2 separate regions of the Homo sapiens genome follow, and region 1 is linked to region 2. The links are chromatin loops, found by intact Hi-C in ENCODE. Cell type or tissue: MCF 10A. All regions are shown on one strand. Links, peaks and the distances in the headings refer to the core of each region. The heading gives the core; the rest is flanking DNA.

Region 1 (7,568 bases), core at 2,750-5,249, 260 kb after region 2:
AAAATTATCTCTTAGTAAACTAGATATCTGAGAGAGTAAGATTAGCAACTTTATTTTTTTAAGATTGGGATGTAATGGAATTTGCAACTGAGGAACAGAAATAGGACAGATGCCCCAATTCCAAGAGGAATCAGGAGATGGAAGATATGCCCCAATTCCAAGTGGGGTCGGGAAAGGGAAGACAGCTTAACACTAAAGGATCACAATGCTTTTTCCTCAAATGATACTCAAGCAATCTCAGTGGTGGCTTATGAAACAAAAGGACTCAGAGAATTCTTTTTCAGATTTTCCAGTGTCTACAGAACTATGATTATTTCCTAAGCCACATGTGTCATTGAGCAAGCCTCCTTACCCAATTGGACCAGCCACACCAGTTTCCCACAATTAACTCAGGCATCCTACCAAGGCAATACTCTGAGTCAGAAATGACAGTGCTCCCTGATACGCCCTAGAAGTATGTCAATGATCTCATGAAACATACTTACACATATATACAGAAACATACTCAAACACACAGATATATATGTATGTATGGGTATAGGTAGGTGGTTAGAGAGGCAGTTCCTATCTGGTTGACAAAGAGGCACACAACTAGGTCAGGGTTCAAAACCTATTTACCCATTTTTTCTAGGGTGAATCCTACTTTCCCACATACCAAGAAGGTATTATTCCACTGGCTGAAGAGAGAAGGAAGGAGGCAATATCCTGCATGAGACACTATATTGGTGACATAGCTATACATATTCTAACCTGTCCCCATCACAAACTGCCTTCTCTTTACCTAAATAAAAGCCTTCCTAGTCTAGAGGGTTGAAGCATATAAGATATATTTTTGAAAATTGACCTTCTAAGTTAAATACTAAGAAGTACATATCCTGTGACTCTAGTTACAAAGAGCATGAAAAACTGACACAATCAATTTATCCTGTTAGAAGTCAGGAGAGCAGTCACCTTTCATAACGGGAGAATGCTTGGCAGTTGGCATGAGGGACGTACAGGGATTCCAGTAATGTTCAACTTATTGATCCAGCTGCTGACTGCTGACTGCACAGGAGCATTCACTTTGTGAAAAATCAGCAAAGTACACTTATATGCACCCTCCTACATCTATACTACACTTCAGTAGAAAGTATTTTTAAAATTTAGTTTCTTAACAACTTGTGGTTTATTACTCATTTATATTTAACCCTTCCTGAAACATTAAATTATTTAGAAATTATTCAGGGCCATGAAATTTATTTTCTAGCCAATTTGTTGAAAAATAAATAAATAAAATCTACAAACATTATTTGTCTTTCCTAATGTATTTCTGATCAAATAACACGTCCCCAGGTAGTTATATAAAACTACTTCTAAATCAGTTAATAGAAAAAAAATAAATAACGTGTTCAGGAGTGCATTTCACCAAATCTCCAGGTTAGCAGTGTAGCAGTGCCTTTACACATGGGAACAGGGGAGCAAAACTAATCACTGTACATAAGATTTTCTTACATATGATACATAAACCAAAGTGAAATGATAGTTATACTTTTGCTATCACAAGACCTGTGGGCCAAAATCTATTTTATTCAATCTGTTCTTCTCTTCATTCAACTGGAAAACGATAAATAAGAATGGTAATAATAAAAGAGAGAAATCCCATAAAACAGATGAATATGGGAACAAGTAAATCTTCAGCACTACACCCTAAGAGGGCTCCGCCTCCTCTCTTTCATACTGACTTATCTCTCCTCTGCCAAATTTAAGGACACCTGTACTATTTTCTTCCCTTTAAAAGGGCTACCATAGTAATTTACATTAGCAAAACAACTGAACCAAACTTCGGTTCAATCCAGGGCCTCTTATATGAGAGCATCCTAATTCTATCTTAAAATTCTAATCAAAGCTATATATTTTATGAAATTTTTTGGTGGAATGGGTGATCTTAAGACATCTTTTTAATTTGCATATTGAAAAGTTGGGACGTGTAAGTAATCAAATATTTAAGTAATTAAAAATAAGACAACTTTCTTCTCCCTACTTAAGAGTTGGTTAAAAAAAATTCTTTAAAAAGATAAGGATTGATGGCTGAATGTTATCAACTACGAATGACAAGTATCTGATCATAAACACTGTACTTTTAGGGCAGTTCTCAGTGCCTTTCCTCCCCACTGTTCTCCTCTTGCCGTCGAGGTCTAAGCTTGGGAAATACATCCAACAATGCTAAGCACTGAGTAGGAAGGAGCATTTTGATATATGCTCATATATTACAGGCTACATATACACACCTCTGGGCTTAGCTCTTGGGTTTCTTAGTTAACAAGTGTGAATCTCCACTGTGTACTATAACAGGTAGCTATGCAACCTCTCAAGCTTCATTTTCCTCATCTCTAACATAGGCACAATAGTATCCCCACCTCACAGTGTGGCTGTGGGAATCAGTTGACATAACACATGAAACAATCAACACTGTGCCTGGCATTTAATAAACGGCCAATGACTTGTAACTATGTTTGCAGCAGCAGTTATAAAAACTTTTCTTCTAAAAGACAGCTTTACAATATCACCTGACAAATACAGAATTGACAGAGACTAATACTCTGCCAAAAAGAAAAATTATCTTTTAAAGTAATCCAAGTAAAATGTGTATGAAAAGACTTTGAATGTAGCCTGGCTTCTTGCCAGATGACTTTCAGCCTCCGCATTCACAACAAATACATTATTCTAAACAGCTTCAAGAAAGACCATGGACTTCTGAGTGACCTGTTGCAAGTCACTTACACTCTCTGAATCTCAGTCTCCTCACCCATAAAATGGGAGTAAGAATCTCCACACCATCAGAAGAGTACTGGGATTTTAGATATTAGCAAAAGGCCTAACAGTATCTTTCACATTAGGAGATAATTATTTTAAAGCAGATTGAATAACAGAAGTCATCAGAGGATTTACCCAAAGCAGGAAAGATTGTAAGAGAAAAATTTCCATGCTCTGTACTTCATTGTTCTCTTCTATGTAGCATTCTTGCCTTCTGTTGTACTCAAATGTGCTCCTCCTAAATGCTACAGAAGTTGATGATTTTATTTCATTCATCTCCATATCATCTTACAGCCCCTCCATCATCTTCCAAGTACATATCAGTGGCTTGTACAAAGACAGTAATAAACTGATGCTTGAAATGTCCAACTGCAGGAGAATTTTTACCTCACTATAATTTAGCCCCAGGAAAGTGGGACCTTCCTCCAGAAAGAGGAAGAGAAGAACAGAAATGTTTCCGGACTACAGATTATTTTTTTTAACCACCAGTGGGAAACATTTCAGAAACAATATTTTGCTTAGCTCACTTCATTCCCTTACTTTCAACTTAAGATAAGAGTGACATCTGAGAACAAAGCTTACCTATTTGCACCATTTCTTCATTACCAGCCTGGAAAGGAGGGGGAAAGCAAGAAAAAGAAAGTTACTGGGTTTCATCTTATCACCTTGTGAGTTTTATTTCTACCATTAATGGTTTCCAAGAGCTAACTAATCAGGAGATGCTAGAGACTGGGATTGGTGCCTAAAGCCTGCACCTTGGTTTGTAGAAGGTTCCATGAGCCAATTCCATAACAATTTGGGGAAGGGAGTTGTTTGCCCCTTTTCATTTTAATTTAACACTTATGAAGCCAGCAAAAATACATACAGACTCTCAATGCTCTCTTCTGAAATGTCGTACTGGGTCTGGATTAGAAAAGAAAGTATGAATTTAACAGGCCAAAATACACCTAACAGGGGGCCTGATTAATCAGATTTAAGGTCAGGAATCAACTAGACAATTCTCTACTTTTTACCCTATGGTCGTTCAGACCAGGCCGACCGGAGAAGCTACAAAAACTAACAGAGAAATTCTGTACCCAAAGTCCCATCGGCCCAGTGCTGATATGATTTACTACAAACAGCTCCCCTGGCGGAGCCTTCTCAAGGACTCTTCTGAGAGCATCGGGCTTCACCTTGAGCCTCCAAAGGGTTGGGGGCAGGGCCGAAAAGAAACAGAGCTGCACTCAACTTAGCTTTAAAAAGAGGAGGAGTTGTGCAGAGGGGGAGGGGAGAAGGCGGCCGGCGCCTGCAGCCTCTGCCCAGGAAAACGGAGGGCAGGAAACGTCTCCAGCCCCCCTCCCCAACTGTCAAATCCTAGCCCGGCCGTGGTACTCCCAGGACACGTGTCTACTGGATCTCTCCCTGTCCGGCCCAAGGACTTCCTGAAACCCCCGCCTCCGGCTGCCCGAAAAAACCGTGAGTCAGTTCGGAGGAGAGAAAGCTCCAGGAACCCGACTCTGGCGGCAGCAGCCAGAGCGCTGGGATCCCGGACCCAGCGTCCAGAACTTCATTCAAGCGCCCAGACCGCCCTCCAGAAAGGGGAAGCCCAGATGGCCCGGCGAGGATGGGAACTGGCTGCGGTTTGTCACTAGGAATTGTTACGAATGTCGCAGACTGGTGAAGCCCTAGGTGTGACAAGACTGGGCTCCCGGAGTGGGAGTCGTAACCTCCCGTGCAACTCAACCCTCTACCCCCAAAAGCCCGCACGCTGCGCCCAGCCCTCAAAACACCGTTTCTGAACGCAAAAGATAACAGGGAAGGGTGGGAGGAGAAGGAGGAAAGAGAGGAGGGTAGAGAGGGGAGGAACTTTTCGGGAAAAGGTTGGGTTTGAGTTTTTTTTTATTGTTATTATTTTCCACTTACTTGTCCATCAGCTGAAGTCCTAACCTCTACCAGAGCGGCTGCTATCAACCAAAGTGACAGGAGAACCATCACGAGTCGAGTTCACTTTCCAACTACTGGGCAAAGCAAATGCCCAGAGCAAACCCACCCCCCCCGCCCAAAATAAGTTTCTTTAAGAAAAAAAGGAAAAGGGAAAAAATGCGAAATAGAAAAAAATGATCTTCTGTGCTTTGCTTCAATGAAAATGAAATTTGAGCTCTGAGACTGGCCCCCTCTGCTCTGCAGTTTTTTCCACTTCACCTTCTCACCCCGTCCTCCCAACACAGAGTGTGCAGGAGCGAGAAGGTGCTGTAAGCGGGCACAGGCTAAGCCTGGGAGAGGGGGAAGGGACGAGGGGCTTTCCAACTATCTCTGCCCAAAGCAGCTTTTTCGAGGCTTTTCGAGCACCATTGGTCCCTAAGGTTAGCGCGGAGAATGCTTGGGTTCCCCGGAGCACAGCAGGGGGAAGTATTAGCGAGAGAGACGAGCGAGCGGGAGCGGGAGAAAGAGGCAGGGAGAGGGCGACTCCGCCGCACACGCAGAGGTGGGGGCGGGAGGAGCGAAGGGGAGGAGGAGAAGGCAGGCGGAGGAGGTGGGAGGAGTGGGCCGCTCGCCGGCTCCTGTTGCTCGCAGCGCGGCAGTCTGCTGGCTGCTGGCGACCCGCGGGGCGCTAATAAGGCGTCCGGAGCTCCCCGGACTGCCCCTCCCGCCGTGGCGCCCACGTCATGCGGGGCCCGAACCCGCGCCCCCCGCACCGTGTCAGGATTGGAGACCGCTCGGGGGCTGGTGTGGCCCGGGCTCGACCTCCCACCCTGGAGCCTCTCCTTCTCCGCCTAGGGCGAGAGGAGGGGAGGGTCCAGGGGCGCCACCGGTCCCGACTGGCGGGACGCGCGTTGAGTTAATTATAGGAAGGGGGAGGGTCCGAGGGCTGGTCCTGGGCTGTAGGAAATTCACCTCCTCCAACCTCCACTGTTCTCCCAGCCAGAGAATTCTCCCCGAAGAGAAGCCCTGGAACCTCCAGATCTTAACCACGCGGTGATCTCCCTTCCAGGCACCAGTCACCTCCCACGTTTTGGCAGGGGGTGTCCTTCTTTGTAAGCTCTTGTTTAGGCTTTATTCGTTTATATTAGTTTTAAAAGATACCACGTCCTTTCCTTGACTCACCCGGATGCTTCCGTTTATCACTAGAGTACACAGGCCTCAGCGACTCTTCCTCACACCCAGATTAAGTTATCAAATGATTTCTGCCCGCTGTGGCCTGGCGCTTCCTGAGGGGAAATGACACCAACCTGAGAGTTTGCTGGAATCCTAGCCCAGGCCCACCTCCCAGGCGTAGACACCTGTGGGTGCTTTCCAGAAAGCAGACAGGAGGAAAAGGAAATAGCTCCAACCTCCACTGACCGGTCCACGAGCCAGGAGTGAGTAGACACAAATTTAGATACGAACTTCAAGACTTCAACTGGACAGTCTTGAAGAGGCCTGCCCACAATAAAACGAGCTAGTGTTTATCTTGTTATGAGATGCAAGATAAGTCATAGTTCTTGTTCTTTTTTAAAAGCAATGTGAGTTTGGAGGGTTTCCTATAACTTCGATTCATTGTTTATTCCTGGAGAGGTAACGTGATGGTTGTGCCTTTAACTTAAGCATGGAAAGATTTGGTGTTCACTGATGTTTTATCTGCTAAGTCTTCTCAAAATCATATATCGAGGACATTTACATATACAAATGAGAAACTAGGTAACTAAATGGCCCCACCTAGTAAAACAGGATATTAGGTCAATTAGTTATTAATTGGAATTAGAATTAGACCCCAGCACTGAAGTATCTCTAAATTACTTTTTTCCTTCAATTAAAGCCTGTAGCATTTTTGTAACTTGTCATTAACTAGCTATCCAGGAGTGATTTGCTACATTTTACACCGAGTTTGTCTATTCATTAAAAAGAAGTAACCCTAAGCATTCCATAAATGAAAAATCTGTCAATTTACACTGACAAGTAAAAGAACACTAGAGATACACATTAGGAGATCTAGGTTCTAGACCCAGCTAACAGCTGTCTTACCTTGACAAGTCAGAATAAACCTCTATTTTGGTTTCTCCTCTATGAGATATTTGAGATCTAAAATCATCTGATTTTAGGTAATAACAAATAATGTATTTAACCATGTTATTACAGTAGGCCCTTTTGTGTTAATTTTACAACATTCAGACATTAGTTATCACCTAACTCCCGGCATAGCAAGCAATTCATGTGACTTTCAGGAAAGCAGCGGCTTCAGACATTTTTGGCCATCACCACAGAGAGAAATGCATATTGCATAGCGACCCAGTAAAAATTTCATGATTCAGTACTTACCTGTACTGCATGCAACAACCCTGATATTTTTCTTGCCATTCTTTCCCTGCAACCCCAATTGCAGATGAGCACTCAATTGATTTCACAACCCAGCAAGTCATGACTCTCACTTTGACAAAGATCAGTTTAAGAGCATGCAATAGGGTTTTTTTTTAATTCTAAATGAGTTCTAATTAATAGGGTTCTCCTAATATATTCTAAGGCAGAGTTTCCCAAAGTATTCCCTGGAATATTAAATGTTTTACCAGGAAAAGGAAAATTCTCAGACAGCCAACTGAGCTCATGAAATACTTAGATAAATGAAACAAAATGGCTCTCCTTATTTCAGACTTCAGGGTACCTATTTAAACAAACACATTTGTAGTCCCAGCTACTCCAGAGGCTGAGGCAGAAGAATCGCTTGACCCCAGGAGGCGGAGGTTGCAGTGAGACGAGATTGTGTCACTGTACTCCAGCCTGGGCGATAAAGCGAGACTCCGTCTGAAAAAAAAAAAAAAAAA
Region 2 (7,568 bases), core at 2,282-4,781:
TTTTTAGAACTACCTTTTGTTTGAGAAATGAGGTGATACTAAAATCAGTGGGGGTAGAGGATCTGGTTATCTGGCTTTTATTCTCTTTTTTCTGTCTTTTTTTTTAAAACAGCATTAAAAATCAAGCACCATTCGAACAACCCTTACACTCTAGCCAGATATCTAATTCTCTTTGCCCCAGACAGCCTAGCCACCATGTTCCAGGACTCAGAATGGAAAAGCAATGTCATAATGATAGAACATTGCTTGTCTACACCCTCATCTCCTAGCTACAAATCTCCCTCTTGTACCTCCAGCCCACACCACTTGCTGTGGTCAGATTATAATCAGTGGGCAAGTCTTGAAGCATCTATCATGATGGTTAAGCATCAGGTCTCTAAAGCCAGATACTCATGTTGCTAGAAAAGAATACAATGTAATTATATCAGCATGAAATACAGCTTCTGGCCTCCAATCATTCATATTTAAAATAAGCTAAATAAAACTTTGATTAACATATATTTTATTATGGAACAGGATGAGAGTCTAGAATAGACCCACATAAATGTGGATAATTAATTTTGACACAATTGAAAGGCATTTTAATAAAGGACAGACTTCTAACAAATAGTGCTAAAACAACTGGACATTGTGATGGTTTAAGAAATGTAGATACATTAGGTAAAAAAGGACTGAGAATTCCGTCTCGGTTTCACTGTCCCATGTTCTCGCTCACTTGAGTCACTTGCTGTAGTGGAAGTCAGTGCCATATTGTGAGGATGTATAAGCATCCTATGGAGAGGCTTAAGTGGTAAAGAATCATGGACTGCTACCCACCACATGGAAAAGCTGGGGAACAATCATCTGAGGCCTTTCAGCACCATGTGACTAAGCTTGGAAGCAGAGTAACCCCCAGTCAAGCTGAGATGACTCTAGCCACAGTTGACAGCAAACTCATCAGATACTCTATGCCAGAACTAGCCAGTTAAGTGGTGTCCAGATACATGTTCCACAGAAACTATAAGTATTGCTTGTGTTCAGCCACTAAGTTTGAGGGTAATTTGTTTTACAACAATAGATAACTAATATAGACATCCATATGCAAAAATAAGGACCTAACACTTCATACAAAATTAACCCCAAGTGATACATATACCTAAATGTAAAATGTATAACTCTAAAACAGTTACCAAAAAAAGTAGGAGAAAATGTTTTGATGCTGGATTAGACAAAAAAAAATTTCATAACACCAAAATCTTTATCCACAAAAGAAAACATTAAAAAATTGGACTTCGATAAAGCTAAAAGATTTTGCTCTATGAAAGAAACTACTAAAAGAATGAAAAGACAACCTATGGACTGGAATAAAACATTTGCAAATCATGTATTTCACAGAGGACTTGAATATACAAAGAGCTCTCGAAACTCAACAAAAAGAAAATATAACAACTTTAACAATGGGCAAAAGATTTGAACAGATATTTCAAAATGGAACTAATTTTCAGAGAAGAAAAACCCTAAAAATTGAGTGGAGCAATTTGACTTAAGTATAATATTTTATAGGAAATCCAATAAATAAAAATTCTGTATAAAACAGAAACTAACAATAAATTTCAAATCAAGTAGCTGTCTTCTGCTTTCATCCATGAGGGAGTAATGGAGTTGCCGTCTTGATATTAAAAGCTATAAAACTGGGCAAAATATTTGCAGAAACTTTTTTTTTTTGTTTGGCAATGTATGTCATGACAAAGGACACCAATCCTTGTAAGAAGAGAAACAAGCCAGATCTTATTCCTGACAAGGGCCAGGTTCTGGACCTGGAGCTAGATTAGAGTTTGGAACTTTCAGAGCCGGCCACTAAAGAGGGGCCTGCTTAGAGAGATCACCTAGAAATCTACATGGGTCCATGACTGAGGGTTGGTCTGTGTATGCTCAAGCCAAGACACCAGGCAGTCCACAGTGGGAGTGCTGGGGGTGGGACAGTGATACCAGAAACCAGGCAGGGCTGAGCCTGGCACCATGAAAGGCCACACCATGGGAAGAAGGACAACACTGAAATAGACTAGCTGTAAGGAAGAATAAAACTAGGCCTTAAAGGATCAGAATGATCTGACAATAACTTAACCGCCTGCCAGAACAAAACCAGACACCTTACAATTTATCTTCCAAAATGTCGAGTGTACAAGAAAAAAAGAAGCAGGAAATGTGATCCATAAAAAAAATTGACAATGTGAAGACCCAGAACTTAAAGGGTAACTTAGATGTAATGAGTGAACATTATGAAAAATTCAGCCGAAAAATGGAAATAAAAAAAAAAAAAGAACCAAATGGAAATTCTATAAAAGAAAAGTGCACCATCGGATACGAAAAATTTACTGGATAGGCTCAAGGACAGATTGGAGATCACCTAAGAGAAATAGTGACTTAGAGCTCAAAAGGAATAATCCGATCTGAAAAATGTATTTTAAAAAAGATTATAAAGGATGAACAGAGCCTGAGACTTGTAGAACAATTTCAACTGATTTAAGTGAGTCCTAGGAGTGAAGAAGAGAAAGATGGGGTGGGGGTGAGGGTTTGGGAAAAACAACTAACTAGAACACATCATGGGAAATTTACCCAAATTTGGTCAAAAACATCAACCTACAAAGCCAAGATTCTCAGTGAACCCCAAGCATAAGACATACAAAGAACACGGTAAACTGAGTATATCACAGTCAAACTGCTAAACCAACAAGACAAAACAAAAAGATGAAGAGAAAAATCTTAAAAAGCAGCCAGAGAAAACTGACACATTACATGCAGTGCAGCAATATAAATGAGGCTTCTCTTCATAAATGATGGATTCTGGAAGGCAAGTGCTGTATAAATGAGTAAAAGAGGGCTCCTGTATATTGGCCCCTAGGTTCTTTCTTCACAGCAGGCTGAGGCTGAGATCTGTTAGCTCAAAAGCCCTCTGATGCCAAACACAAACTTTTATACATCCAGTTGTTTTTAACGCTGCCCAAATGAGGGAGTTTTAGCCATTCAGGGACTGCTTGCTTTGCACAGCTCTAGGAAACTACATCCAACATCTGCTAGATATGAATAAGACCTTCTGGCTATAAGGACCTCACGCAGCTGCCTCCCTTGGAGCCCTCTGACCCACAGACTCTCTTCTGTGCTGCTGAATGACACCACCTAGGCACATAAACCACCTCAGATTCCCCTCTTTCTCAGAAGTTCCCTTGCCCTTCTCTCCTCTAGGTAGTGGCCCCACTTGCAAACCAGCTGAGGCCTAGCCCAAATAAAGTGTGTGTGTGCTACTGCCACCTTGTGGCCATATATTTTTCTTTGATCAGCCCCCAAACCCTTGGAACTCGCTGCAAGATCATAAAAACACAGTGCTGAAAGAAGGGAAAACAGGGAATAAAAAACCAAAAAACTAGCAACTCAAATTCTATATCTAGTAAAGATATCCTTCAAAAATGAGGGTGAAATAAAGATATTTTCAGATCATTGACAGATGAGAGAATTACTTGCCAATACACCCACACCACAAGAAATGCTGAAGATCTTTATATTGAAGGTAAATGATACTAGATGGAACGTCAGATGTACAAAGTAGAATGAAAAGCATACAAAATGGTAAATATGTGGGTAAATACAAAAATCTACTTTTAGTGTTGTCTTTAAAAGATGATAACTGATTATTTAAGTCAAAAATCAGAATGCTGCATTATTCAGTTTATAATGTCTATATAATAAATTACATGAAAATATTGCACAAAGAGTGGGGGGAAAGATAAATGGAATTATTTTAAAAAGCAACTCATGTTTCAAAGTTCAAAGTACACTTAATGTTCAAGGTAAAAGTGTTTTCAGATAAATTAATTATAAAGTAAGCTGAGCTAACTATACCATGAGCCCATAATGCCACATACCAAAACAATAACAGGATCATGTAAAGGTCCATCGGTGTGAAGACTTTCAATGTCATCTTCAATGTTATAATCCCACTCCACACCAAGATCTATGAAGGTCCGCGACTTGGCTTCCTCCCCTTTGCCATTTAAAATATAATGGCCTGTAGCCTGGTTCTTAATAGCTAAAGGGAGAAAAATGAGTAACCAGCATACATTTTATTTTATCATATTAAGTGCTGAAGATTCACAGCAAGTATATCCTTTCTACAAATCAATGACCATGTTTCTTTATTAGTAGCAAGGAATCAAAATGGGTGTTAGTTCTGATATTATTTCCATTGTCTTGATTAGGCATTCAAAACTCTCAAGAAGCATTCCTAACTAGTCAAAAATACAGCAAGATGGTTAAATAGGCAAAAATAATGTTTGCAAATATTCCCATTTGAAAACATCGTCAAAGAGGTTAATAGTTTCTAAATCATTTATCCTATATATTTCCTTAGAAAACTGGGAATATCTTGAAAATGATAGCTACCTTTTCAATAATTAATAGAAACAATTTATGCTAGGATAGCATATAATGTAACGGTTAATTATTGCATATATTTTTTAAAGTTGGTCAAAATATTTATAGTCATCCAACATAGTTGAAGTAATTTTTCAGGCAACAATTTAGTTCTCATGATTGTAAAATTCCAGAGCCATATCACCTACTCATATAGTTAGAAAAAGCTGCTTACTGCTAATGGAATTCTTAATGTAGTATATATTTATTACATATTATACAATGAAATAAAATGCTGGCTTAATGAGTAAAAAATAATGAATGGGATTTTAAATTTTAGATTTGTTTATCAGCATATAATGTTACATTAGAAAGCAAAATTTCATGTTACTACAATTATTGAAAATGTGTGAAAAACATGAGTAATTTTAATTAAATGTATTTATTCCTCTTGGGCTTTAAACTGGTCTATTTTTTCCAAGGACATTAATATGAATTCTAGGATGAAAAATAAGGGATTTTAAATGCTTGAGAGAGAACTATAGCTGACTGCTAGACTATTACGACATTTAGTAGTGAATATAAATTAAATGTGTTTAAAAATTCTATGAAACACCATAAAACAATGCACTTTTTAAAGTCACAACTGAAATAAAACAATTTGCTACAAATTTTCATGGAGTTGATACGTGATGTCTTAGCTTCAGAAATTATCTTAGTGTTCTTATAGGCCAAGGAATAAGTAAGTTATGTTTACACTTGTCTATACAATTTAAATGTAAACCTCTTTAAAGTGACATTTCCATGTAATCGTCTCATAAAAGAAAAAAAAATCTTCTTGTGGAAATTATAATCAGCTCTCCGTGGCAAATGGATCTGCATGTGCCAGTCAAAAACCTGACACATGTCAGATATTAGAATAATTTAAGATTAGATTAGTAAAATTCACCTGTGGTTGCTTTTCAAAGAATGTGAAATACAATAAAAATAAGGATACGTACAGTATTGGATCAATCAAAATATCAGAACTTATTTGTAAACATAAGTATGATGAATTTTTCTGATATTCCTTGATTTAGTGGATTTTATTAACATATTTATTTTCTTATTCCTTAGAGCAAAAAGTGTATAAGAAATATAAGCTTGTCAAATGATTTTTCCCTCATATAGTTAGGAACCAACCCCAGTTTCTATACAAAATTAAAGCTCTACTTTTTTTATGTTTCTTGTTTTAAAGTAAGCATAGTTGGGAGAAATGACCAAAAAAAACCTACATAACATTCAATTAATGCATTTATATATTATTTTGATTCTTACATATACGTATGCACATGTATGTACATATACATATGCACATGTACACACATATACACATGCACATGTACGCACATATACGCATGCACATCATGCACATGTACGCACATATACGTATGCACATGTACGTACATATACGTATGCACATGTATGTACATATACGTATGCACATATATGTGTACATATATACATATCTATATTTAGGATTTCTTTGACATTTCAATGTTTCAGTGCATGTTAAAGCAGAGACAGCAGACAGAAACACTTACCAAGAATATGAGGAGAAGCCTCGTCTTCTTGGATTAACACATGTCTAGCCCCAGGGGGTATATCAAACATCTTAAGGTACCCTTTGCATGTGTAGTAAATATTGTAGGAAGCAAAGAAGAAAACAAAAGCAACAACCATGGTTAGTTGAGCACTACATTCTTACTGCTTCTGCGTGCAGAAGAGGGCATCCATAAATTTAAAGAAGCAGTTTCGGAAATTAACTTCAAAGCATTGGTAGCTTTTGTGACATCCAACATGAAATTAGAGGCAACTTTTTTTTTTATTAAAGAGGGAAAAAAGTTAATCTTGTTACCAACGTATTAGTCACTTATCTTGCGTTGACCTTCAAATGATGTGAACAACAATTCAGGCAAATACTATACTTTCCTGTGTCCCTCTGTGTGATTCTAGTTTTCTAAACCATCCTTTTGAAGTGGAGTCAATTTTTAGTGAAAGTTCACTTAAGTTGTAAACTTTTTGGGATATGTTATCTGCTTACATGTTATTTTAAAAGTCTAAGAGGGAAGTATAGACAGCTAAACTTCTAATTATTAAAATATTTTCATATTTAAAGCCTTCTTTATTCTAAAGGAGTTACAACAGAAAAATCAGTGCTTTCATTTTTCTTGTGATCAGTATTAATTTTAAAGCTTTAGGCAAGTTTTATGATGGGACTATTTTAACCAAATCGACAACATGGATTTTAAACCACTTAGTTGGAAAATGTGTGCAAGATGTGTTATGCATTGCCTTTATATGCACCCTAACCTCAAAACCTCCTAAGCCAGAAATAAGAAAATCAATATGCTTAATAGGTTGCTTTGTGTTTTAAAATCATATATCATTCCTATTACTGTAAATGTCATATATCACATACTATGTTGATACTATCACATGTCCTAAAAATTATCTTACAATCATTTAGAATTAAGATTATGACCATAAATCATAAATATTATGACCTGACAATAGTCAGGTCAATTAGAACAGATGTTATACATCTCATTATCATACAAATAAATGAATATAAAATGATTATGTAACCTACACCTTCAATACATTATGAAACATCCAATACATATTCTATGGAGAATATTAACAGAAATCCAGTTATCAATCCACAATTATTGATGAAATAAGAAAAAACAAGTGTTTTTGTCATTTGTATATGTATAATAATATACACCTATGAATAGATTTACCTAAGTTTTTCACAATATTTATTAGTGTCCTAACTAAATAAAGTGGTCCTTTTGGGATCAGGGTGTTCAGCACTTTAGCCTGGGGTAAAGTCTAACACATGAAATGTACCATGTTTGCCTGAGTACACAGTGGCTAAAAGGAACATGCTTAAGATGCCAAGTACAGCAAAACAGCTTGATGCCATTTATGGATGCCCATCTTTCTGCAGTTTGCTACAACTTACCCAGTACGTTTTTAGCTTCTCTTGTTTCAGCAAGAGAAATATTACGAGCTCCTTTGGGTAAAGTGAAAGCGCCTCTTGTCTTCCCTTAAATAGAATGTCTTTAATTAGTGGAGGGTTCATGTTTATCAAAGTCTTGTTGTTTCATTGACTATCCCATAAGTCACATATTTTA

What was found. Peaks named below come from ENCODE experiments on the same cell type or tissue, not always from the same donor. Only the 100,000 strongest peaks of a DNase experiment are listed, where the experiment ranks them.
Region 1: it touches region 2 in a loop (3-fold over the local background); 2 of 110 quality-filtered maps call a loop at or near these places.

Annotation. Positions count from the first base shown.
Region 1 is chr4:72,563,999-72,571,566 of GRCh38, forward strand. It overlaps ADAMTS3 (ADAM metallopeptidase with thrombospondin type 1 motif 3), which reads right to left and starts at 5,223. Exons shown (of 22, transcript NM_014243.3): 1 at 4,696-5,223; 2 at 3,376-3,403. The coding sequence starts at 4,764. In MCF 10A, for the core only: a CTCF peak has its summit at 3,920; DNase peaks (open chromatin) are centred at 3,983 and 4,213.
Region 2 is chr4:72,300,018-72,307,585 of GRCh38, forward strand. ADAMTS3 (ADAM metallopeptidase with thrombospondin type 1 motif 3) reads right to left here. Exons shown (of 22, transcript NM_014243.3): 16 at 5,970-6,050; 17 at 3,900-4,063. Among named protein-coding and RNA genes, the nearest start is that of ADAMTS3, 270 kb to the right of the region's middle. In MCF 10A, for the core only: a CTCF peak has its summit at 3,294 (motif pointing left); a DNase peak (open chromatin) is centred at 3,264.